Linked DNA regions of Mus musculus: all the other regions are linked to region 1. A link is a loop called in an ENCODE intact Hi-C map of the cell type or tissue named here. Cell type or tissue: left cerebral cortex. All regions are shown on one strand. Region 1 overlaps Mettl24 (methyltransferase like 24). Region 2 overlaps Ddo (D-aspartate oxidase). Region 3 holds the start of Mettl24 (methyltransferase like 24). Region 4 overlaps Ddo (D-aspartate oxidase). Region 5 overlaps Cdc40 (cell division cycle 40). Region 6 overlaps Cdc40 (cell division cycle 40).

Region 1 (4,000 bases):
ACGTTTTAATCTCAAATGACTTTTTTATGGGAATATAAAATGATGTACACACTATGAGAAATGTATGGTGGTTCCTCAAAAACAAACAAGCAGACAGACAGACAAATAAATAAGTAGGGACTGAGGATCCAGCCCAGTGGCAGAGCTTCTATCTAGCATGCCCTAGGTTCAATTCACAGCACCACCAAAATAATAATGATTATTGTTATAATTATAAATTATGTGCTGTAATATATAAAATAGCTTATATATCTAATATCGTCTAAGCCAAATAAAAAATATTTTATAAGTACATATTATTATAAAATGTTATTAATATTATTATTAAAATAGAGCCACCTCATAGTCCATATACATCCAAAGAAGTTGAAAGCAGGCTATAGAGAATCATGTTCATAGTCACACCACCCATGACAGACAGGCGCTAGACACAAATCAAGTGGCTATTGACAGACGAATTGATAAGCTAAATGCATTATACATATAGTGAAATCTCTTTTCAGCTTTAACAAGGAAGGAAGGCTAGGTGCAGTGGCGTACAACTTTAATCCCAGCACTGGGAAGGCAGAGGCAGGCGGAGCCCTGTGAACTCAAGGCCAGCCTGGTCTACACAGAGTTCCAGGACAGCCAGGGCTACATAGAAAGACACTTGTCTCAAAAAATAACAAATAAATAAATAAATAAATAAATAAATAAATAAATACATAAATAAATAAGGAAGAACTTTCTGATACATGTGGTGGTTTCAGTGGTGGAACCCTGGAAGTGTGTGTGGTGAGAAACGAACGCCCCACAGGCCTGGGCACTTGAATACTTGCCCCCAGTTGGTGGCACTGTTTGGAGAGGAAGCACATCCCTTGAGGTGGGCATCATGAGTTCATGGCTTTGCTCTTCTCCTGGATTGCTCTCTTTGCTTCGAGCCTGCTGTTGATGATGTGAGCTTTCAGCTCTCTGCTCCCACTGCCGTGCCTGCCGCTTGCCTCCTTGCTTCCCCACATGGCAGACTAGAACACCTCTGGAACCATTCTCGAAAATAAATTGCTTCTTACACAGTCACTTTTAGTCATGGTATTTTATCACAGCGAGAGAAGAGTAACTTCTTCTCTTACACAGCATGCCAAGTGAAATACTGCCACATACAAATAAGGACAAACACTCCGTGGGACTCCACTTGTGTGAGACAGCAAGAGGATGCCACTGGGACGTAGGGGGTGGGGACTAGGGCAGCTACTGCTTAATGGGTATTGGCTTTCTGGAGACCATCACTGGACTTAACGCTAACACACACTGCTGAGCCACTTAAGATTGATGAGCTAGCAATTCTTATTCTATATTCACCTGAACACAATTGAAAATAACAAGGCCAAATGAGTTGCATGTGTCTATTATTCCTGCATACTAGAGGCACTGGTAATAAGACTGCTGTGAGTTTGGGCCAGCCCTACCCTGCTAATAGGCCAGCAAGGCTAGAATGTGGTACCCTGTCTCAAAAACCCAAAATAATAGTAGGAAATAAGAAAATAAATATTAAATAATGACCTATTTATTAGTACCTATTATTTAAATGAATTGTACATATAAATACACAATTCTCTTCTTTCTCTCACATCATAACATAATTTAACCCATCCTTTGGCTTAGATGATATTAAAATGGAGAAAAGTCCATATGCAGACACCTCTGCTCTTCCCAGAGTCTCTATTCACCTGACAGTGTATACTGAGGTTTACACTGGAGAGCACCATTGAGGAAGCAGGGAAAGTCGCATGCCCACAGGTTAGTAATCAGCCGCCCTCTGGAGCTCAGCGCTGCGAGGCTGTAGTGTGCCATAAACAGCAGGCAGGGGGAATAATCTCCATTTTCTGGCTCCGCAATGCAGGCATGTGCTATAAAACTAAATTGACATCTGTTAGCAGGCTTGTCACATGGGCATTTTTTCCTGCAGAATCTGGAATAAATTAAATCTTAAAATAAAACTTGGAACAGGGAGGCTGCTTTGCATAATTCCTCCTAATGGTGTGCTGTGTACCCATCACACTGATTTTAAAGGGAAGTGCTAGGGAGAAAAAGTTTCATTATCGTTTTAATTGCAACACTGTTGAATATCACTCCATGCTGGGAAAGCTGTGGGGTTTTTAAGGGTCTTCATGTTCTTAACTAAATAGTAGCAAATGAAACTTCCTTTCTTGGTATTTTCCCTGGATGGAAAAGAAAGCAGATTTAATGTCTAAGTCGACTCTGTCCATCGCTTCTCAGACACCTGAAACTTAACTCATGGCTGCTCTGCTCCGGCTCAGCTCCAGAGACAAAATGGCCCTCACAGATGTGACCTGGAAGACTTTGCTCGGGGGGCCTGGGACAGGCTCAGTGCTGAATTTGCTCACCAACTAAGCCTCTATTCTCAGCACTCTCTTAAATGTTGAGAGAACCGTCTCCACAAAGCTGTCCTCTGACCTCCTCCCTGCAAATATACACTCACGCGCATGTGCGCACACAGCAATAACAAAGAAATAAGCAACAAATAAATAAAATATAAAACCCCATTGCTTACTCAGGGGTACATGCTCTCAGAGGATTTGCAAGTCCTATGCCTTCTACTATCAAAGGCTTTGTGCTTTTATTAGACACGCACAAAGCCAGCGTGGGGCTGCAGGACTCTCCAAAGGGCACCATACAAAGATTAATCAAGGACGCGTCTAGAGAACCTTTCCAGGTTCATTTGGTTCTCGTTCTGGAAACTCAAAATGGCAAGGTTCTGAGACAAATCCGCCCACTCCTGGTGCATGCAAACAACAAAAACAAAGAAAAAGCACCCAGAGGCTGGGTCCCACCACGCGGGAAATCGCCTTCATTTTAAGAGGACTGGTCTCCTTCCCATTCCAAGGGCCACAGCAGTCCTTACTCTCCGTAAAGTATAATCACTTCTGTGCCTCTCGAATACCTCTGCTTCCTTTTTCTCCCCAGTATGAGTTCGTTTGCCTGCATCACATTCTCCAGTGGTGGTGGATCTTTTAGGCTACATGACCGATCACATTATATATCTTATAACAGGGAAACTGAGCAGACTCGGAGACTAGTGAGAAAGCAGGGGGGACGCTGCAGAAGTGGGCAGTCAGGATCTTCTTGCTACAGGGCCTTACTCACAGCAGGAAGTGGGAGGTTTCAAATGAAAGCCTATGTCATTCAAGCCCTCACTAGCCTCAGAGGCTCCTGCAAAGACAGTAAGCTCCGATGCTGTGACAAAAGACCTGACATGATCAAATTAAAAGGAAAAAAAATAGGCATTCTGGCTCATAGTTCAAAGGTCTCAGCTTATGGTCAAATTGACTTAACCTGTGCTAGCTGGAGAAAAGAGGGAGGGTTCCAAGAACCTCTTCAAGGAGATATTTTCAGGGACCTAACTTCCTCCCCTTCTGGAGGGTTGGTCCTGACTTGCCATTTCAATCAAGTGCTTCTTGCAGTTGGGATTCATTGATTACCGTGTACCTCGCTACCATATTGGTTTATTTCCTACTGTTTGCCATTGTCCCCATCCAGGTGGCAGCAGAGCCCCAGGCCCAGAACGCTATTCCTACAAGCTTGTCACTCAGACCCTCTGCCCCTGGAATACAGTGAGGAGAACACAACCATGCCACCCACGACTTAATCCAGATGTGCTTAGTTCTCTCCTGGGCAACTTTTCTAGTCTTTTGTAGGTCTGTGCTATGAGTTAAATACAGGGTGTTTTGAAAACGATATTGCAAGATATTGTGCCCTACAGGAAAAAATTCACTGTTACAGATGAGTGAACAAAACTGGAAAAAGGAAAAAAAAAACAACACTCCTCATTTCTTAAGTGTGGAATCGCAAAGTTCTGGACTCCTGTTTCTAGATGCCTTATCCTCGGGGTCCTCTGCAGATGGATGGAAGTGGAAAGACGTTTCTGCTTTTCCAATTGCAATTCAGAGCCTTGAATGACTCATTACTGTTAAATCACCACTGGCTGATTTCACAGAAACAC
Region 2 (4,000 bases), 120 kb after region 1:
TTGCCCAGGACTTCTGCAGCTAGAGGAGAGGAAGGAGGCTGGTACCTTGCCCATGCCCAGCCGGCTTCTCAGGTGTAGTCTCCCCTCCCCCAGCCTGAAACCTGCTTGCTCAGGGATGGAGCTTCCCGCTCAATCTTTCTGCCACGCCTACTGCTGGAACCTGCCGCTTTGCTGTTCCGAAACCATCACGTGATCACCCTGCTACTGGATTCCAAGATTATTTGGCGGGAATTGGGCACCTCCCCCTTCCTTTATAACTGAGTGCTGAAATAGTAAAAATTGAACCTTGAGCAGAGAGCTTTGTCTTGGTTCCTTCCTTATGTCGCGCAGCCCAACCCCTCTTCTCTTCCAGGTTTCCAAAATGCCTTTCCAGGCTAGAACCCAGGTTGTGATCTGCTGGCCAGACACAACACTCAGGCAGCGGTGCATCCTACCTCAGAGGATGAGAGCATCCATCCCAATAGAATGGAGGAGGCTGGAGGCCGAGCAAGGCTGCCTGGAATTGGGGCTCAGAGCTGAATGTGGAATGGATCCCGGTAGGAGCGAAGATAATTGAGAGACGTTTGTCCCCTTGCTTTAGCTATCAGACTGTTGAAAATGGACCCCATTTTCCCCCAGGAATCTCATGCTGAGAGAGGAAGGCTGAACCCCAGTGTTAGAGGCTGAGTGTCTCCTGGAAAGAGATTCAGGCAGTCCTGACAACTTGTTAGACCATGTGCAGAAAAGACTGCGGCTGGACACAGCGTGGTACCCAGACCACACCCTGACCGGAGCGCTTCAGTGACACATACCTCTCCCCTCTCTTTAAACCTGATGGTGGGTGTGGTTCTGGAGGGTGGACTGGATTTTGTTAACAATGTGGCTAGACTGAATAACACTCCTTTTTGTTGGTTTGTTTGCTCCACTTTGCTTTTCACCATTGTTTAATTGGCTTGTGGAGAATGGGGCCAAACATGGCTTATTAGAGCTGCCAGGAGCTCTGGCCCAACCATTCAGTATCTGAAGGAAAACATCTCTCTTGGTATGGAGTTAGGTCTCCTCTCACTCGAGAATGAATAGAGGCAACCTTGTTAGGAGTCTCTAAAGTCAATCAGAATGAGTTTTTAGGCATCATAGGAAAACAGGTTTGAAGTGGAGAGGTGAGAAACAGCCACACTGAGGATGAAGAGAGAGCTAAGGATGGCCGGGTGGGACTCAAGGACGATGCGAACTTGTGCGAGTTGTGTTAGGACTGCTCTCTGCATGTGCACTGTTAGTCAGCTTTAAAGCTAACTCGCAGATCTCAACCCAAAGAACAGCACCTTCTCATCAGAGATTTAAAAACAACAAAACAAAAAGTCACTTATGTTCAGTCAGTTTGTTCAGAAACAAGAAGAAGCCTAGTTTAAAGTCTCAGTTGGCAAGTCTTAGAGACTGGTTTCTTCATAGCCTGACATTGCTCCAGAGTTAGAGCTTTAAAATGTATTTTAGGTTGGCAAAGCCGCCAGATGCATATGGTCTAATTCCGTCTTGACGCCATCACTGTCTCTCTGACAATGAGCTGCTGCTATACCCTCTGGGAGTGTCCGTCCACCCCAGCCTGGCCGACTCCATGAATACACACAAATCACTCCAAGCACATCAGACATCGGGTATAAAGCAGCTTCCGGTCCTTTGGACCCTCCACGGAGGGTGTATGGGCGTGGCCCAGGGGTTCTGTAGGCAGGCAGGCCTGAAAGGGAAACAGTCACACTCCCTTAACTTCACAGAAGCGGTGGCGAGGAAGATACAGCCAGGAAGATGCCTCCGAGCAGACGAAGGCCTTAATAAACCTGCAGAGGCCACTGCACCCACCCTGCATCTGTTCCTTACAAAGCTTACCGCCAGTGCCAGGAAAAGCAGGCACCAGCCTCTTTCTGCCTTTTACAGTGTTCTCTCAATTCGTCCTTGCTTACACCCGGGGAAAAACAACAGTGAGCACGTTCAACTGTGTCTGCAGCCTGTGCGGTCTCATATTCCTCTAACGGACACTGGAGGACAGAAGATAGGCTGGGGTGGCGGTCCCTAAGGGATGCTTCAGACAGGCTATGCTCCAGTAGGCCCAGTGTGGGCTGAGCCAGAGGGGCACAGGAGTCTGCTCCACACACAAGAAAAGGCCCTTGCAAGTTGGTCAAGCATAAAGCTGGGACAGCCTGCCCCCTAGGCGACGTGCAGGGTAGGTGTGTATTTCTATATAATCTAGGAAATCACCGGTGTCAGGCAGGGAGAAGAACACAAAGAATGTGAGGAAGTCTCAGGGATTCAATGCCCGCCCAGAAAAACAGCAGAAAAGCCAACAGCGTGGGCAGGGAGGTCAGCGGTGTGATCTGTGTGGGCCACAGGGTAAAGCCTGGCATCCTGGAAGCAATCAGCTGGTCTAAATTACAGGCCTCCAGCGCGGATAGGAAGCACCAGGCCTTCTAGATGCCGTCAAATGCAGGGTGACTCTGCTCCCTTCAGAATAATGTATTTAAGTAGGCTGCCTGGCAGGAGACTTCTTGTCTCTGTGATTCATTTCCTGGGATGGCAAGGAAAAAAAAAAAAAAAACACAGCCAAGTGTGTGACTTTACTGTCCCAAGATATAAAATATTACCTGTATGGGTGATTAAGCCTCTGAGGGCTTTTGAGTATCGGGTTGTTTAGGCAATTTTTGAGAAGGGTATGATGACCTTTGCTGGTTTTGGAAACGAATGAACGATTTAAGTTGTAATAAAATAATAGGCTTTTTCTGGGTTTTGAAGACACTGCTCCAAAGCTCACTGAGAGGAATGTTCCCTTTTGAATCAGGACACAGAAGACCGAGTGCTCACACTGTGGGGGAGAGGCGTAGGAGGCGACAGAACAGGCCCAAGTGTGAGAAGCAGCAGGGATTGTGTGACTGCCCATCTGGGCCTGCCCAGCCCACAGAGTGAGCCCCAGATGTCCAATTCCTTCACTGCCCCACCTCCCTCCAGCCTGAAGGCCTCCCCTTGGGCTGCTATGAGGCCCTGCTCTGTCCCACAATGCCTTTTATGAAAGAAAAGGGGGCAGGTAACCCACGCCATCCCCTATTGGTCATCTGGCCAGATGCCAGGCTCGTTAGTTATACTAAAAAACAAAACAAAAAGAAAACTAATTTCAAAATGCCTCCGGTCCCAAACATTTTAGATTCGGGTTCTTTGCATCACATCCGGCTTTGGGGACTGACAGCGCTTATATTTAACAACCCCACCCATCCCGACCCCCCCCCCCCCCGCAAACATCATGCAATGGCTAAGAAAATCAGCCAGAGATTTGTTGGTGTGTCGCAAACGAAAACACTCTCGCTGTGACTCCTAACAAGCTGGACACAGGATGTGCGGAAGCCAAGCCAAAATGAACTGTCAAAGGCTGAAGGTGTAAAGTACAGGCCTCCGAAAGGTTCTCAGTTTTAATGTTCTCACCCATCACACATTAGCAACAATAAACAGTGAAGCTATTTTTACTGAAGATGAGAAAAAGATTAAACAATAATTCACGATCAATATAAGATTTTTCCAATCATAAGAACTAAAGGTCTGTATTATCCGAATGCCTCCTTTTTTTAATTTTTTTTATTAACTGAGGAAACTAAGATTTTAGTAACTGGTTTTGCTCTGAGGGAATGGCGATGAATGAGACACCAAGTTATCACGAGTGTGCTAAGGATTTAGTCCCTGCCTGGCAAACACTCTCCAGATGCGTTCATAGACCCCTGGCCCTTTGTGAGCAGCAAGACCTTACAAGAAAGTCCCAGAGAGTCTGCTGCGTGAGCTAGGAGGCTGTACAATAATTTATCACCATGTCAAACAGGACAAAACACAGAGACATTTCAACTAACCTTCTCTCCAGCCACGGGAGGTAGGCAGAAGTCTCGCACTTCAGGGTTGTAAAAGCCTGGCCAAACACATACTGAGGGAACCGCTTCAGCTCAGCCTCTGTCATCTTTCGAAATCCCAGCACCACATCAGCCCAGAAAGGCAC
Region 3 (4,000 bases), 78 kb after region 1:
TGTGTGTCCGTCTCTGTATCTGTCTGTCTTTCTCTTTCTCTCTCTGTGTGTGTGCACGTATGCATGTATCTCCAGATTGTTTCCATTAAGAGCAGCATATAAGGTGGTAATATAATTGCTGAATGGTTGTACCTCTCACTCCTGCAACAAAAGCTTGGTGGCAAGAAACACTCTGCAACCCAGGTAAGTGTTTCACACAAGCACTCATCAATCACCCAGAAAGCTGCTCACGGAATGAAATCTGTTCTTCTTTACCCATGTGGAAGCCTCCCAGGGCAAAGGAACCGAAAATCTTGTGAAACTGTTGATCGGTATTCTCAAGCAATTAAAATAAAATAATAAAGTTAAAATACATAAAAGTTCCATGGGTAAATTCCAAATTCTATTTCCTTTTATTAATGGTGCATCACCTTAAATTATACCTTGCTTTGTGTGGCTCAAAAGAAACAAAGTTTATCCCAGGATATAAGATGGTGAACTCCATCCCCATAAATCAGAACACAGATGGAGTAACTGCCCTTTCCAGTTTTGAGGAATATTTTAACTCAGCTGTGAAAGACTGGCAAAGTGAAACAAATCCAAAATCCTGTTTAGGAACTTAGTGAGATGAGATAAATATTCTCATAATGAGTATAAGAATGCTTACTATGAAGTAAGTAAAGTTTATAATCTTATAATTGTAATTACATATATTTATATATGAAATATATAGCTTATATATAAAATATATTTGTAAATTTATAATTTCATTATAAATTTATAATTTCAAAAATCTCATATAAAATAAGTTACTAACTATGGAGAAGATAATCTAAGTAAGGCAAATGTTCCCATGAGAGGCTAATAACAATTTTTTTACAATAGTGATAAGCCTTACTTTTTATAAAGACATTTAGAAACTCAAGAAGTAGCTGTATCCACCTTTCACATGTTAGTGTCTCCGGAGTTTACCATGGTAACCATGGGAAATGAAATCCCTCCCAACGGAGAATACTTTGTTCAGACAAAGCATCCCATCTGAAATGGATTCTCAGGTCTCCGCAGGAACAAAGCAACTCAAACTCACAGAAGGCATTGCTGTCCGTTGCCATCACAGGCTGCAGAGAGATCGGCATGGAGATAGGAGTGGGTTCTCAGTGAACCTTGACCTAAGTGTCTGAAGTAGGAATGGGCAGAAGATTGACAAGATGCAGGTTGGAGCGCAGAGCAGGACCGGGATATGGCAAAAGAATGTAAATACTCTGTAACAGTTTACACTTGAGGAGCAGCTAACGCTTCAGACAACTTAGAGAAAATAAAAGTTGTTACATTGTGTTTCTAGCATGCTAGACACTAACATTTTCCTTTCATCTTCTTTTTAATTTAATTGTAATGACTGAACCCCAGTACTCAGACTCCTGTCCTGTAAGTCACACTCACCCCCAGTTGACCTCATACCATCTCATAGTTTTAATGCTACTTGCGAGCAATAGCCCCAAATTGCTACTTCAGCCTGGACATTGCCTCTAAGCCCCAGATCAATGTGTCTGAATGTCTATTTGGCATTTCCAACTGAATCACTAAAAGATATTTGAAAGTTATCTGGGGTCAGCACATTCTATCTGTAATCTACCAAAGATAAACAGATAACAGAGATAAACCAAGATAGCTGCTTCTCCCCGTAACTTTCCAACATTCCCCATGTTTGCTACATCTCGCCACCTCCATAGCTACCACCTGCCTGCCATTTTCAGACTGATCTCTGTTCCAGCATCCCACAGGGGACAGAGGTGAACTTCCCACAAACACCCCCAGTGACCCCCTGATTCTATGCATTCCAAACCTAAACACTGTGAGGCAGGCTCTAGTCACCAATAACCTGGAAGACAACCCCTTAGGTCTCCTTAAACAGGAGACAGCAGAAACAAAAGTTGTGGAGAATCACTCAGAAAGGGGAGATTATCAAAGACAGAGTGTTCAAGGGTGTCCACAGAGGAACAAAGGAGGCCAGACTCTTAAAAAAAATATCAAATCTCAGTTCAAATGTCTCCTTTGTTCACTTTTTGATCTTTCTTCATAGGTTCAAGGCCTGAATCAAATTGTATGACTTTCCTGAGCCCCAGACACTTTGAATTCAGTTTGTGCTGGCAGCACTTGACCCAGCATCCAGTGGAAGCCCTTGGCAAGGGTTTTGAAAGCTTAGCACAGCATCATGGGAACTGCATGGACACAGTGAGAAGGAGGTGTCTCTTTTAGAGTAACTAGCTAAGTCTTTATATAGGAGGTGCATTTCGGAGACAGAAAAAAGAGCTGTGTGCGTCCCAGAACATAAGAGAATTGCCTGTTAAGCAATGCCATGTGGGAAGACTGAGCGCAGGGCATATAAAAGTGGGGGAAGAAAATCACTGAAAGTAGTGGGGGTGTTAGAGTAGAGGAGCCAAAGGAAGAGCAGGCTGGTAAATGCAGGGGCCAGCTCGCAGGTGGGGGCTGGGTGCTCAGATGCCATCAAGAAAAACCCGACTCCAGGCAGCACAGCCAGCCTTGCTTCGGAGGATGGCACCGCAGTTGGAAGCAAGAGTGGCAGGTGTAAGGATGTGGCAAGCTCATATATCCAATTCCTAATCTTTTCAGTCCTAGGTACCACAGAGCTCCCAAAAGAAGGTGTAAGGTGAGGCTTCAACAACCAGAGGTTTAAACTGACCTACTCAATGAAGTGCGGGAAGTTAACAAGGCAAGGATCTGGCCCTGGAGCATCCGATTATTTCCCACTAAGTGGTGCTATGGGTTTGGCTTCTCACCCGGTGCCAGTTCCCACTGCTGGGTAGGGACTCTGGGGTCGGAGTGGGTGAAGGGGGCGGTGTCTGGATGCTACTGGAAGGCAGATCTTGACCATCACCTGGATGAGCCTTTCATAGTGTCTACCCATCCGGTTTTGTCCAGGCCTGGGTGGGGAAAACACAATGGCAAGCCATGCCTCCTTCCCTTTCAGCGCCCCCTCCCTTGCTGAAATGGGTGTGGTTGCTTGGTGCTCCTTTCCTAGAAGGAGGTCTGCCACAGTAGGCGCTCAGCAAACGTTAGTTGAATTTGCATGATCCCTGCTCAATTCCACTTCATTCTATAGGGATACTGAGTGAGACTACAGAAAGTTCCAGGGAGAGCTCAGCTAGAAGGAAATAGAAGAGTCTTGAGGTCCCAGTGGCCTGAGCAGAAGGCTCCCTAGCGCCATCTGGGTGCAGGCTCAACTCCAAGGTCCATGTCTGCATGGTTTGCAACTGACCTTCCTGCGGAGAAGCCCGCCCTGGGCACAGCAGCTCGGCTCTGGGGACGTCGTGCTCCCGCCACCCCGGGGCAGCACTCGGCGCCCACTGCGCACGTAGGTCACCTGCCTCCTTCTGGCTCCGCGTGGGGAGCCGGGCGCCGACAGTAGGTGTGTCCGGGGTGGCCCTGGGGAATCGCCGCGGCCCGGGGGTCCCGAGCCCGCGTGGCGCAACTCCATGCAAAGCCGTAGGCCCAGAAGCAGCGCGGCACCGAGCAGCCACCGGGGCAGGGCTCCACAACCACGCCCGGGAGGCTTGACAGTGGCCATGGCGGGGACCTCGACCTCCGGCTGTGCTCTGGGTCCCACCCTCAGCTCCCAGCCGCCTGCAGAGAAGCGTTCCCAACGGACCGGGCTGACAACTGTGGCAACTCCCCAGCGGCCCGCCTTCTTCCCTGCGACCGGGGAGGCCCCGGCGTAACCTTATCCTGCCCAGCCGCAGCAGGAAGAGCGAGGGGCGGTGGGCTAGGCGTGCACCCAGGCTGCCATAACAGGGCTGGGTGTCCTTAGGTGTGACCAGCCTGTAAAGTCTGGCTAGTGGGGAGAGCCAGAGTCAGAATAGAGCACGTTCCTCCGGGGCGCCTGAGCTTTGACTTCATTTGTTGGTGTTAGTATTAGACACAAGGAAAGAGGAGAGGTGAGCCGCCAGGTTTGGCCCCAAAGAAAAAGTTGTCAAGCAGTTTTTGCCACTAAGCATGATATAAA
Region 4 (4,000 bases), 110 kb after region 1:
GGTTGTCAGGTGCTGGCCCCTGTCTGCTTCTCCCCCTCAGGGTAGCGAAGCCTGTGGTGCATCAGGCTGAATTGGAGGAAGAGAAGCTCAGAAGGACCTGGGTACGTGCAGGCAGTATCTTGATCAACTGCAAGTGTGCAAAGAACACGCACATGCGGGAACAGCTTCAGAGAACTGTTTCCGTTGATTGGGGGAGCAAAGGCTATTTAAACCTTTGGGGGTGGGTAGGGGCTATAGGCATATGTATATCATTGGTCAGAGCCAGGGTTCTGGAAATGCCTCATTTGCACAAAGAGGAATACATGACCTTATAAGACAAAAGGAAGTTTGCCAGGCTAAGTGGGGCAAAGATGGGGGTGGAGATGGGGGCACAGGACTACATATGCCAGGACATGTAGGCCCAGGAATGGAGTGGGAGAGATCCTACTCCTGTCAGTTTCGGGATGAGATTTTCAGGGTTTGGACAGGCTTTGACTCCACTCTTGCTCCAGGCCTGCTCCTTCTGGTACCACGGTTCTCTGACCCACAGTCAGGTTTGAGTGGCAAATGCTTTTATCCACTGAGCTATTTTACTGACCAGAGATGATGACTGAGTTCTGAAGTGTGGCATGAGACAGCCAGTGCAGGCCTGAATGGATGGAAGGGGGGGTGGGGGGGATGAATCTCTTCTCTGCCGGAACTGGGCTGTCTCCTGACCTTCACACCCAGACTGGAGCTGCCCTGGTTCTCAGGCTTCAGGCCTGGACTAGAGCTGAACCACTTGCTTTCCTGGATGAAGGTGGAGAGTTCCATCATCTGCAAAATGGAGATCTTAGAGCCATCTGCTCAGCCTCCATGATCACATGATCTGTCATGGCCCCCTTATGATAAATCTCTATAGAGCTGTATGTTGGCTTTATTTCTTTGAAGAATGCTGACTAATATACCAGCCAAAAGAAAAATGAGGGCTAGTTCTTTAATGCTTGTGTGGGAGTCGGCCTGAATCCCTTGCATTTGGCAGGTACTCAAAGAAGGCAGAGGAGTTAGAAAGCTTTGGAATAGAAGAGGGGGAAGGCATCAGTAATGTGCTGATTGGAGACCTTCCACATGGGAAACGGCAAGCAGGCCCACAAAGACAGACATCCACAATCACTGGATAGTGGTGCATATTTTGATTCCTTGGGTTGATCCAAATTTAGAAGGAAAGACAAAATTAAGGAAGATCTTGGTTATCAATCATGCTCTGAGCATTTTGTGTCAATCCTTACAGAAGTATTGTTTAGGTTTCTGGATTGGAGCCATGCAAGTCTGACACACAGCAGGCTGGTTTCCTGTGCTGCATCTTGGGGGATGATTCCCTGGACAGAAGGCTGCAGGTCATGGCTCAGACCTCTGTTGTCTTACGTGTGCAGGCTGTTGTCCATGTGTATAGTCTACCTCTCATCTTTCAGACAGGCGCTGTCTCTCAGCAGCTAACCTCCAGCTGTTGAGGTAATTTCCAGCATTTCTAGAGAGCCATTACAGGAGATAGCTAATTCTCACAGGCCGCCTTCTCCAGAGTGCATAAGGATGAACCTGCTGAAGCCAGCACACTCTCCCAGCTCTGCAACATGGTGGCAAGGGAGAATGGGAGGGAAGGTAAGCTTATAGCAGCAGCAGTAGCTCTAAGGGAAAGGCTCAGTCAGAGCCCTGTGGACAGCTCTAAACACACACTAATGCCGCTGCACCTCCTCCTCCTTCACCCCTTGTCTTCGAAATTCTGCTGTAACAGAGCAAGGCTGAGCAACAGGATCCACCCCCACCCCCACCCCCACCCTTAACTCCCTATGTGATCTTAAGATGCAGCCCAGAAGGGCAGCTCATGACCAACATGAATAATATCCTTTGAGAAATACCAAGGAAGCCTTCAGCAATTAGTGACAATGAAATCGGGGCAGGTAGCCAGGACGCCTCTGATCTTTCAGTCTTACAGTGTGGAGCTTTAGAGATATAAAATGGGTGTGAAACTGAGCCAGAATGGCAAACAGGAAGAGGTCATGGAGTGTGGGAGACTTGAGATGCAAAATGCAGAGGCTGGGCATCCACATGGTGCAAGAACCGGATGAGGAGACATTTAAAGCACGTTCGAGCCACATGGTGTCCCAGCACTGAGGGGCTGTAGACCCAGGTCCCCACCCCTACCCAAGGTGCTGTTTACAGTCGACACCTGATGGCAAAGTGGAAGTCAGTGTTCTCCATTGGTGTGGCACTCCACATATCAACCACACTCCACGGCATGCCCAGGCGTACACAATGAATTCTGTAGCTTCGAGTTTTGCTTGGGTTACTTTTTTTTTTAAATGGGCTTTTTGGTTTTGTCCATTTATTTTAGGTTTTTGGGGTTTTTTGGATTTTTTTGTCTTGTTGGGGGTTTGAGGGGGTTACACTTTTTTCATTTTTGAGTTCTTGTGGGTGTTTTAGGTTTTTTGAGAGAGACCATAAAGGTGTGGGGATAGGGAAGTGAGGAGAGTCTGAGTTGCCTAGGAAAGGGGGAAGCATGAGAAAGTACATTGTATGAAAAATGTGACTTGCCCCGTGAGGGACAAGACTCCCGCTGTATCAAGTGACACCCTTTGTTTTTATTTGTAACCATTAAAAAGGTTACCTTGTCATGTTAAGATGCCAGTTTTTCATGCTACATTTCCCATGCAGTGCACATGTTCTAAATTGATGTAAATACAGGCATTTCTTGTCTACTTTAAATAGAGTTCAGAATAGTTTAATTTTGGCCATAGGAACTCTAGTCTCCACAATAAAAAGAAAAAGAAGGAAGAGAACAAGGAAGAGGAGAAGGAGGAGGAGGAGGAAGAAGAGGAGGAGGAAGAGAAGAGAAGAGAAGAGAAGAGAAGAGAAGAGAAGAGAAGAGAAGAGAAGAGAAGAGAAGAGAAGAGAAGAGATCACACACACTTCCTTATTTTATTTTTATTTTATTTTATATCTTGTCATTTCTAAATTTTCAGATGCTCTGGTTTATTTGAGATTGATACAACATCGCCCCCTGGTGAAAATTAATAGAAATGAGACTGCTTGATTTAACAAGAATTTTTGTAGCCCATTAAACACTGTTTGGTATGAAACCCCAGCTCAGTGCTCTCTTCAAACAAAATCGCACACGAAACCTCAACAAAAACGCAAACACAAGCTTCTTGTCCATAAGTTTTATAATGTTTTTAAAAGATTTATTTAATTCCTCTGTGTGTGTGTGTGTGTGTGTGTGTGTGTGTGTGTGTGTGTACCTACAAAGGCCAGAAGAGTATGTTGGAAACCCTGAAGCTGTAGTTACAGGAGGTTGTAGGCACTTCATGGGCACTAGGAAACAAACTCTTGTCTGCTGGAAGAGCAACAAGCAATCTTAATTGTTGAGCCATCTCTCCAGCCCTGTCCCTATACTTATGGCCAATCGTAAGACTCCTAGGAGGTTCAAAACAGGCTTTATTATTCAACAACAACAACAAAAAAGTACTTCTCTCCAAAATGTAATGACATCCCTGCTCCAGGATTGCTTACTTCAGTGAACAATCTTCTCCCAGGCCAAAAACCCTCCCGAGGACCTACAATGAACCCGGGACGGTAAAGGTTCTGAGTAGCCTGAAGTTAGGGAGCCAGGTAAAATTATTCAACTCAGCAATTCTCAAACTTACATTATCACAAGACATATTCCCTTTCTCCCCAATACTTGCGACATGAACACTTTGTGTCGTATGTCATTTAAAAAAATGATTGTTTCGTCTCCATTAGCAAATTAGCTCCTAGGTCGCATAGACGATTCAGTCTCCAACAGTGCTCATTCACTGCGCAGTCAGCAGCTCTTGATCATTTGTGGTAATGAAGTATGCAGCCTCCACGATTGCTATGGTAAATCCCTCCTGGCAGCTTGACAAGATAGGGGATTGCTTAAGACAGACGTAAAGCCCGCCCTTTGGGTGGGGCTGAAGGTGTTTCTAGATATGGATGACCTAATCGATGACTCAATCCATGGACA
Region 5 (4,000 bases), 77 kb before region 1:
AATCTCTTTGTGGCTGGGATGTCTGATAAGAAGATCGTACAGGTAAGTCTGTCTTTCTGGTGTGTCTGTCTGTCGGGGTCTGTGAGCTTTAGATTGTTGATGTCTGCCCCTCTGAGGGTCCACTCTGGTTGCGCTAAGAAGGTAGCAGTCAGTTCATAACCTTAGAGTGTGAGAGTTTTAGGTTCCGAAGTGCCTTTGGCTGGTTTTCATGAGCGCTCTTACCTCTGTGTGTGCCTTCTCTTGTTGCTGCACAGTGGGACATCCGCAGTGGAGAGATTGTTCAGGAATATGATCGGCATCTGGGGGCTGTCAACACGATTGTTTTTGTTGATGAGAACCGAAGATTCGTGAGTACATCTGATGATAAAAGCCTACGAGTTTGGGAATGGTGAGTTGTCATAAGAAGAAATCTGACTTATGAAACAAGCAATTAAAAAATTATAGCCGAAGCTTGATAATATGCAGCAATTTTCATGTCTTCCAACCAAAGTGTTTTAATTATGTAAATACTGACAATTTGGAAATTGAAATCTAAACATTTATAACTATTATTCACAATCTTTGGAGATTCTCCCAAAAGTACATGGATTTGAACTTGGTTTGCTGCTGCTGTTGTTGTTGTTGTCGTCATTGTTGTTGTTTTGTGGCCATAATTGCTACATTGTCACACCTCACATTGTTTTTCTTTTAGTGAATTATGAATAACTTATTTCACGTGCATTGGTGTAAGGGTGTCAGATCCCCTAGGGTACACGCAGCTGTGGGCTGTGCAAGCGAGCGAGCAAGCGCTGGGGGTTGAACCAGGGTTGTCTGGGAGCGCATCCGTGCTCTTACTGCTGACTCAGCGCCCCAGCCCTGCTTTTATTTTTATGGTTTTCTTCTTTTATTATTATGTGTATGGATGTGCATGGGAGCTTGGCGCATGTGTCCAGTGGCGAGTTCTAGAGCTCACACTCAGGCCCACCGAGTCACCTCGCTAGCCTCCTTGTGCATGCTTTCCTGATTCATCTTTGCAGGACGGCAGGCAGGCTGGGCGCAGGATGTTTGGCTACATCACACATAGAGATCCTGGCCTCAGAACAGATCCAAGGAAAGTGCTAGTATAGTGAGCACTTTGTTTTCTTACAGCCTGCTTTGTAACCATCTATGCTGTAAGCTGCCTCATATCATCAGCTTTAAACATCTGCTTGTTGAATATAATCGGGATACATTGACTACTTTTTCCTTTTATCAAAAAAAATGTTTTTCTAAAGTAAAAAAAAAAAATCCTTAAGCTAGTTTCATTAAGTATCTTGATATTTTATGATTTAGTGACAAAGAAACAAGTGGTAACCTTTCTAATTCAAGTCAGCTCTTGGGTGGAGCCCAGCTTGTATTTATAGTCACAAAGAACAACCCCTTGGAGACCACAGCCTTGCCAGGCCTAGAGAGTGCACCATCCCTCCACCTCTAGAAGTGGCAGTTTAAGAGAAAGCAGGCGGCCTTGAACCTCAGCCAGTGGTTTCCTCCTCAGACTTACTCCCTTGGAGAGCCAAGTAGGCGGAGTAGGCCCTCAGTATTATCCGGATAATTGAGGTCAACTCTCAATCGACATCACTATACCCTTCCCGATTATCCCCAAGGACACTGGACTTTGTATCTAATCTTACCAGTTAGCTTCATCCTTACTGTTCACTGTTCAGAAACTTAGGTCTTTCCTCAGAAAAGATACTACTTAGACCTAGAGATTTTAGGTCAGTGGGGGAGTGTTGGCCAGGAAGACTGCTTCGGAGGAGGGGAAAGAGTAGGAGGAGGGAGAAAGGGAGCGAGAAAGAGAGGCTGTTTCTTACAGAGAATCTGATGTGGACACCGAGTGTCTTTGTTTGGATGGTTTGGTATGGTGTGGTGTGGCGGGGTTTGGGTGTGTGCACACAGTGTATACACATATGTGTGCAGAGGCCAGACAAGGGCATCGGGTGACTTCTTCTATCTCATAGTCATGCCTTGCTATTACATAGGTGCTGGAGATTTGAACTCAGGTCCTCACACTTGTACTGCAAGCACTCTTACTCACTGAGCCATTTCCTCAGCCTGACTAGGGGTGTGTGTGTGTGTGTGTGTGTGTGTGTGTGTGTGTGTGTGAGAGAGAGAGAGAGAGAGAGAGAGAGAGAGAGTTTGTGTGTGTGTGTGTGTGTGTGTTTTATGGTTTGATTTTACATTCAGATGTTTGTGTCTTGAGTTGCTGTTTCCATCATTGAAGGTAGAGTGGTGTGAAAGAAAGCAGTTAATATTGAGAAGCTATACCAGTGAGAGAGCTTTGAAACACTTGTGTAGAATTTAATCAGTACGATGCTTTGACTAAATTAAGGCAGTGCTATTAAAGTCCTCCTTTCCCTCTCAGAAGTCAGCACTGCTCTGGTCACTAATGAAGATAAGTTCTAGAGCTAGTGCTTCTATATGTCAGTCACTGAGATGAACATTTGATATGAACTGTGATTTAACGTGCAAAGCAGTCTAATGTGCGGTGGGCTCTTTCTTTTTTCATATAAGAAAACTAAAATAGTTAAAAGTGATGTGCCTAAGGTTATATAGGGCATGAAATGGTCAGATTGATTCCAGAACTTTTTGTTTGGTTGGTAAATGGGGACACATGGAGCCAGAGAAGGTGACTCGGATCTGCTCAGTTGAGAACAAACCAATCGGGGACCTCAGATCTCTCCACTGCTCCCTGGTGATTCTGAAAGGAATCCCTGAAGAGTCCCTAAGCCCAGAGCAGACTGAGCCCAGGGGAAGGAAGTTCCCAGCACTGGGACTTTATGTAAGAGGAGGTTTTCTAAACCCATGTGTCCTCTACCTCATTGTAGCATAGCACCATGACAGAAGAAGAGAGCCAGACAGTTTGTGGTTAAGAGGACCAGGACCCAGATTTAATTCCCAGCACCCACATGGCAGCTTAGAGCAGTCTGTGTAGCTGCAGTTCCCGGGGATCTGATGCCTTACCAGGTCACCAAGCACACATACAGTGCACCCATACACTAAAGGAAACAACCGAGGGAAGCTGGGCCTTCCTAACTGTGCTGCGCGGGCAAAGCTCTGCCGCCATTGAGAAGGCGGGTGGGAGGTTATGCTGATTGGAGGGTATGCTAGAAGCCAGCAGTGGTTGGTGCCCTGCGGAGCAGTGAACAAACCTGGTGCCTGTGGGGCTTCTGCTCCGGTGGTTTTAGTTTTGTCTTTTCACCAAAGGTATTTATTTTGGTAAAATATCTTTAAAAAATTTTACAGAAAATGGTAAGAATTGCCAAATGTCTTTTATTTTTATAATGCCATGGGCTTGTTAGCTTTGGATAAGTTCATTTCCAGACCAGATTATCTGAAATCAGTTCCAACCTTGTTATATAAATACAAGATCTAAGTAAACAACTGGCATTGTTTTTATGAAGTTCAGCTATACCTAGCAGGCGTTTTTGCCAGAGATAATGAAGTTGTAAGGGTGGCCCAGGTTCAGTCCTTATTCTAGGGCAGAGGCTCTCAGCCTTCCTAACACACCACCCTTTATCACAGTTCCTCATGCTATGGTGACCCCAACTATAAAGTGATTTTTGTTGCCACTTCATAACTGTAACTTTGCTACTATTGTAAATTGTAATGTAAATATTTGACATGCTACCCCTGTGAAAGGGTCGTTTGACCCCCAGAGGGGTCTCAACAGGTTGAGAACAGCTGTTCTAGTCTAGTACCAAGACTTGTTAAAATAGGGCCCTGTGTCTTAGTCAGGGTTTCTATTCCTGCATAAACATCATGACCAAGAAGCAAGTTGAGGAGGAAAGGGTTTATTCAGCTTACACTTCCATACTGCTGTCCATCACCAAGGAAGTCAGGACTGGAACTCAAGCAGGTCAGGAAGCAGAAGTTGATGCAGAGGCCATGGAGGGACGTTCCTTACTGGCTTGCTTCCCCTGGCTTGCTCAGCCTGCTCTCTTATAGAACCAAGACTACCAGCCCAGAGATGGTCCCACCCACA
Region 6 (4,000 bases), 68 kb before region 1:
ACAGTCACCTACAGTCACCCACAGTCACCCACAGTCACCTACAGTCACCTACAGTCACCTACAGTCACCCACAGTCACCCACAGTCGCCTACAGTCACCTACAGTCACCCACAGTCACCCATAGTCACCCACAGTCACCCACAGTCACCTACAGTCACCCACAGTCACCGCTGCTGAATCAAGCTCTTGTCTTCTTCCGGTTCCATTATTTTTATGGCCTTTGTATTTTTACGTGTAAACTAGTGACCCTCATTGGTTGCAGCTTTCTTCTAACTATTAAGCAATGTAAAATTAGAAAGCAGTCCGAAGTTCCTTTCTTGACTCTCTTCCTAGTCACGAGAGACAGGACTGTGTAGACCTAAGCAGAAAGTGAGGTTGTCTCTGAAGCTGGAACTCAAGGGAACAAGCCAAGGCTTTGAATGTTGCTTGCAATCACTGTCTGTAAGGCCCTGGCTGCACCCAGAAATCAGGGTCTCAGGCTCTGCTTTGCCACTGGATGAATAATAATGAGTTCCCTCTGGCCAGAGTGTGAAGACAGAGTCCAAAATACCACTTGTAATTTCTTTAAAGTCACAGTTTTGTCCTTAAAATCACTCTGGTTTTACTTGTGAATATAAACAGTAAAACTTTTGAATGTTAGAAAAAAATTAAATTTCTTTTCAGATCTTTGAAAAACCATTGACATTATAAGAAAATGCCTGGAGCCCCCCAGTCTGAAAGGCCACGGGGCTTTCTCTTTTTTAAATCACATGCTGAACATTGCACTGCCTAGCCATTGCCATTTCTGTGTCTTCCAGGAAGGGTGGCATATAGGAGGAAGGAATTATACAAAACCATTCTGTCGTCCAAACCACTATTTTAACAAATGTGAATTACTGGAATGTAGTAAGAGAAAAACTTCAACAACAGTATTGCATGTTAACAAATCATAATTTCGTAATCTCAATTTCTTTTATTGTGTTTTTGACTGTTTCTAAACAGAGTAATTGTACATAAAAGTTTTCTCTTTTTTGAAAAGATCCTATTTTTGAATAAAGCATTCTTTTTATAGAAAGTGCTGCTGAGTTCATTGTGTCCTTTGTCTTAGGTCTGTGAAGATACCAACAAACCACCTCAGACTTAAATGGGTCACACAGAAGGAATTGCCGTTGAGAGGTGGGAGGGGTGTGTTCAGTATGGTAATGGGTTTATTCTAACCACATGACCAAAGCGGGTGTAGGCAGGTGGGATTAGAGCATGCAGACAGACAGGCTCCTTCCTAGTGTAGAAACCCTGAAAGCATGCTGTAGCTTGCTCATGTAGACTACTTGCGGCCGCCGCCGTCTCCTCCTCCTCCTCCTCCTCCTCCTCCTCCTCCTCCTCCTCCTCTTCCTCCTCCTCCTCCTCCTCCTCGATGCATGCTTTTTGTCACAACCCGGACAGAGTTCTTCCCAAAAAGTTAGGTTTGTTCAACTGATGTAAAAGGTTCAACTGAATGAATATTTAGACACTGAAGCAGAAGCTGGGCTGTTTTGCCATAAGTAAGGAACCAATTTTAAGACAAAGGATACAGAGGAGGGTCGCAGAAATCTTTCCGAGGAGAAACAGTTGATGGTCTGTGTATTTTGAGACAGAGTCTCATTTAGAATTGATTCTCCTGCTTCTACCTCCCAAATGCTGGGATTGCGGACTTGGACTAGCCACATCTGGCAGGAACTGGCTCTTGAGAACCACATTATGGGGCTGGCCACTAACTTAAAATGCTTATAAAGTGCCTATAAGAGAATAGTGGCAGAGAAGCATCAACCTTTGAGAGGCAGCCATGAGGATCCTAATACCGGCAACAATTGCAGAAGCAAGCGCCTTGAAGCTCAACTGGCTGAACTGTATGTTTCGATAGTGTTGATTGCCGTCATATAGGATGCAGAAAAAAGCAGCAGATAGCTAAGGGTGCCACGATATGTTCTGGCACCAGAAAGGAGTGTAAAATGCCACCCAGACCTTAAATGTGGATCGCAGCCTGAGACCTAGGGAACACAGCTGCCATATTTCATCAGACACAGAGGGTTCACGTTTTAATGTCTCAGGATAAGGCTCTAGTTGAAAGCTAAGCAGTACCATAGATTCACTGGCAGCATCCATTCTTATGAGTCATAAATGGTTGATGTAATAGAGTATAGAAAAAGCCAAGTACAAAGGAGCCAGGGGAGAGAGGAGCTAGTGGGAGGAAGGGACCTGTCACAAGCATTGGATTGAAATTCACATCGTGAAATACATGGTTGGTGAGTAAGTAAGCAGACATTTCAAGTAGAAAGTCAGAGACTTCTGGCTTTAGACTCTCCCTGAGCCATGCAGGGCAGGCATGACACTGTGTCTCACATGTGTGGCTGGGCATGACACTGTGTCTCACATGTGTGGCTGGGCATGACACTGTGTCTCACATGTGTGGCTGGGCGTGATACTGTGTCTCACATGTGTGGCTGGGCGTGACACTGTGTCTCACATGTGTGGCTGGGCATGACACTGTGTCTCACATGTGTGGCTGGGCATGACACTGTGTCTCACATGTGTGGCTGGGCGTGATACTGTGTCTCACATGTGTGGCTGGGCGTGATACTGTGTCTCACATGTGTGGCTGGGCATGACACTGTGTCTCACATGTGTGGCTGGGCGTGATACTGTGTCTCACATGTGTGGCTGGGCATGACACTGTCTCACATATGTGGCTGGGCGTGATACTGTGTCTCACATGTGTGGCTGGGCGTGATACTGTGTCTCACATGTGTGGCTGGGCATGACACTGTGTCTCACATGTGTGGCTGGGCGTGATACTGTGTCTCACATGTGTGGCTGGCCGTGATACTGTGTCTCACATGTGTGGCTGGGCATGACACTGTCTCACATATGTGGCTGGGCGTGATACTGTGTCTCACATGTGTGGCTGGCCGTGATACTGTGTCTCACATGTGTGGCTGGGCATGACACTGTCTCACATATGTGGCTGGGCGTGATACTGTGTCTCACATGTGTGGCTGGGCATGATACTGTGTGTCACATGTGTGGCTGGGCACTCCACAGATACTCTACACATTGGCCATTTGTGAATTTCTGCATTTACTACTTTCTATTGCACAAAGAAACTTTCTAATGAGTTCTGAGGGCCGTGCTATTTTATGAGTAGAGAGATATAAATTTAGAAAGCAATTTGATATTGTGTCCATTTAGCAAAATAAGAGCTGTAGATTCACTCCTGAGGCTTATGAATTCCCTACCCATGAGTTCTTGGCAAGATTTACAGCACTAAACATTTCTTTTTCTCCTGTGGAGCAGATCTTAGATCCAAGCAGGAATTGGGTGGTTACCTCTGCAGTGCTAGCACAGCTATTACACATTGGTCGTCGTCGTAGTTCATGGAGGTTACAACGGACTGTTGTTGACCTACCCGCAGCAAGCTCCACAGCACCTTACCGTACTATGAAAGCCAATCAGCTAGGATAACTCCCTGTCAGTACCATCTTCAAGACTCCACATCCTGTGACCGAAATGTGTGGTGGTTTCAGCAATGGGGTCTTATCATCAAATTCTGTTGGGCAACCAAGAACAATGAAGATAACCTGTATTGGTTTTGGAGGCTCTAGGACACTCATGGCCAACATATCAGAGAGAGGTGGTTTAGCCAACTTTCTCTAGAGCAGTGGTTCTCAACCTTCCTACTACAGTTCCTCAAGTTGTGATGACCCCTAACCATAAAATCATCTTTGTTGCTACTTCATATCTAAGTTCGCTACTGTTATGAGTCCTAATGTAAATATCAGTGTTTTCTAATGGTCTTGGGCAAACCCTGTGAAAGTCTTTCAAACCACAAAAGAAGTTGCACCCACAGATTGAAAATCACAGCTGTAGAGGCACAGAACCAATAGGACAAATGAATGTGTTCAAAGACTGTTAAGTCGTCTTGCTTTGAAATCATAACATCAGCTGCAGCACACCCCAGAGACTGAGAACTGTGTAGTTGCTTGCG

Evidence for each region. A loop is a pair of places that touch in the nucleus more often than their neighbours do. Peaks named below come from ENCODE experiments on the same cell type or tissue, not always from the same donor. Only the 100,000 strongest peaks of a DNase experiment are listed, where the experiment ranks them.
Region 2: it touches region 1 in a loop (8-fold over the local background); 3 of 42 quality-filtered maps call a loop at or near these places.
Region 3: it touches region 1 in a loop (3-fold over the local background); 5 of 42 quality-filtered maps call a loop at or near these places.
Region 4: it touches region 1 in a loop (10-fold over the local background); 2 of 42 quality-filtered maps call a loop at or near these places.
Region 5: a loop joins it to region 1, with 2.6 times the contacts of the local background. A loop is called at or near these places in 3 of 42 quality-filtered maps.
Region 6: it touches region 1 in a loop (2.5-fold over the local background); 3 of 42 quality-filtered maps call a loop at or near these places.

What each region holds. Positions count from the first base shown.
Region 1 is chr10:40,760,721-40,764,720 of GRCm38, reverse strand. The region is part of intron 4 of Mettl24 (methyltransferase like 24); the gene reads right to left. Among named protein-coding and RNA genes, the nearest start is that of Mettl24, 79 kb to the right of the region's middle. In left cerebral cortex, a CTCF peak has its summit at 2,020; DNase peaks (open chromatin) are centred at 1,914, 3,100, 3,511, 3,955 and 1 more place; H3K27ac peaks cover 3,027 bases.
Region 2 is chr10:40,637,379-40,641,378 of GRCm38, reverse strand. Ddo (D-aspartate oxidase) reads right to left here. Exons shown (of 5, transcript NM_027442.5): 4 at 3,858-4,000. Among named protein-coding and RNA genes, the nearest start is that of Ddo, 9.4 kb to the right of the region's middle. In left cerebral cortex, a CTCF peak has its summit at 2,181; DNase peaks (open chromatin) are centred at 2,147, 2,505, 2,869, 3,927 and 1 more place; H3K27ac peaks cover 3,880 bases.
Region 3 is chr10:40,682,921-40,686,920 of GRCm38, reverse strand. Mettl24 (methyltransferase like 24) reads right to left here and starts at 3,639. Exons shown (of 5, transcript NM_177793.3): 1 at 3,257-3,639. The coding sequence starts at 3,565. In left cerebral cortex, a CTCF peak has its summit at 3,215; DNase peaks (open chromatin) are centred at 2,376, 3,153 and 3,685; H3K4me3 peaks cover 1,426 bases; H3K27ac peaks cover 3,691 bases.
Region 4 is chr10:40,648,861-40,652,860 of GRCm38, reverse strand. It overlaps Ddo (D-aspartate oxidase), which reads right to left. Exons shown (of 5, transcript NM_027442.5): 5 at 2,930-4,000. Among named protein-coding and RNA genes, the nearest start is that of Ddo, 21 kb to the right of the region's middle. In left cerebral cortex, a CTCF peak has its summit at 3,018 (motif pointing left); DNase peaks (open chromatin) are centred at 985, 2,060 and 3,078; H3K27ac peaks cover 1,892 bases.
Region 5 is chr10:40,837,742-40,841,741 of GRCm38, reverse strand. It overlaps Cdc40 (cell division cycle 40), which reads left to right. Exons shown (of 15, transcript NM_027879.2): 11 at 1-42; 12 at 255-388. Among named protein-coding and RNA genes, the nearest start is that of Cdc40, 43 kb to the left of the region's middle. In left cerebral cortex, no CTCF peak of the experiment used is centred here; DNase peaks (open chromatin) are centred at 1,028, 1,494 and 1,755; H3K27ac peaks cover 1,415 bases.
Region 6 is chr10:40,828,675-40,832,674 of GRCm38, reverse strand. It overlaps Cdc40 (cell division cycle 40), which reads left to right. Exons shown (of 15, transcript NM_027879.2): 15 at 1-1,054. Among named protein-coding and RNA genes, the nearest start is that of Cdc40, 52 kb to the left of the region's middle. In left cerebral cortex, no CTCF peak of the experiment used is centred here; DNase peaks (open chromatin) are centred at 1,191 and 2,080; H3K27ac peaks cover 2,027 bases.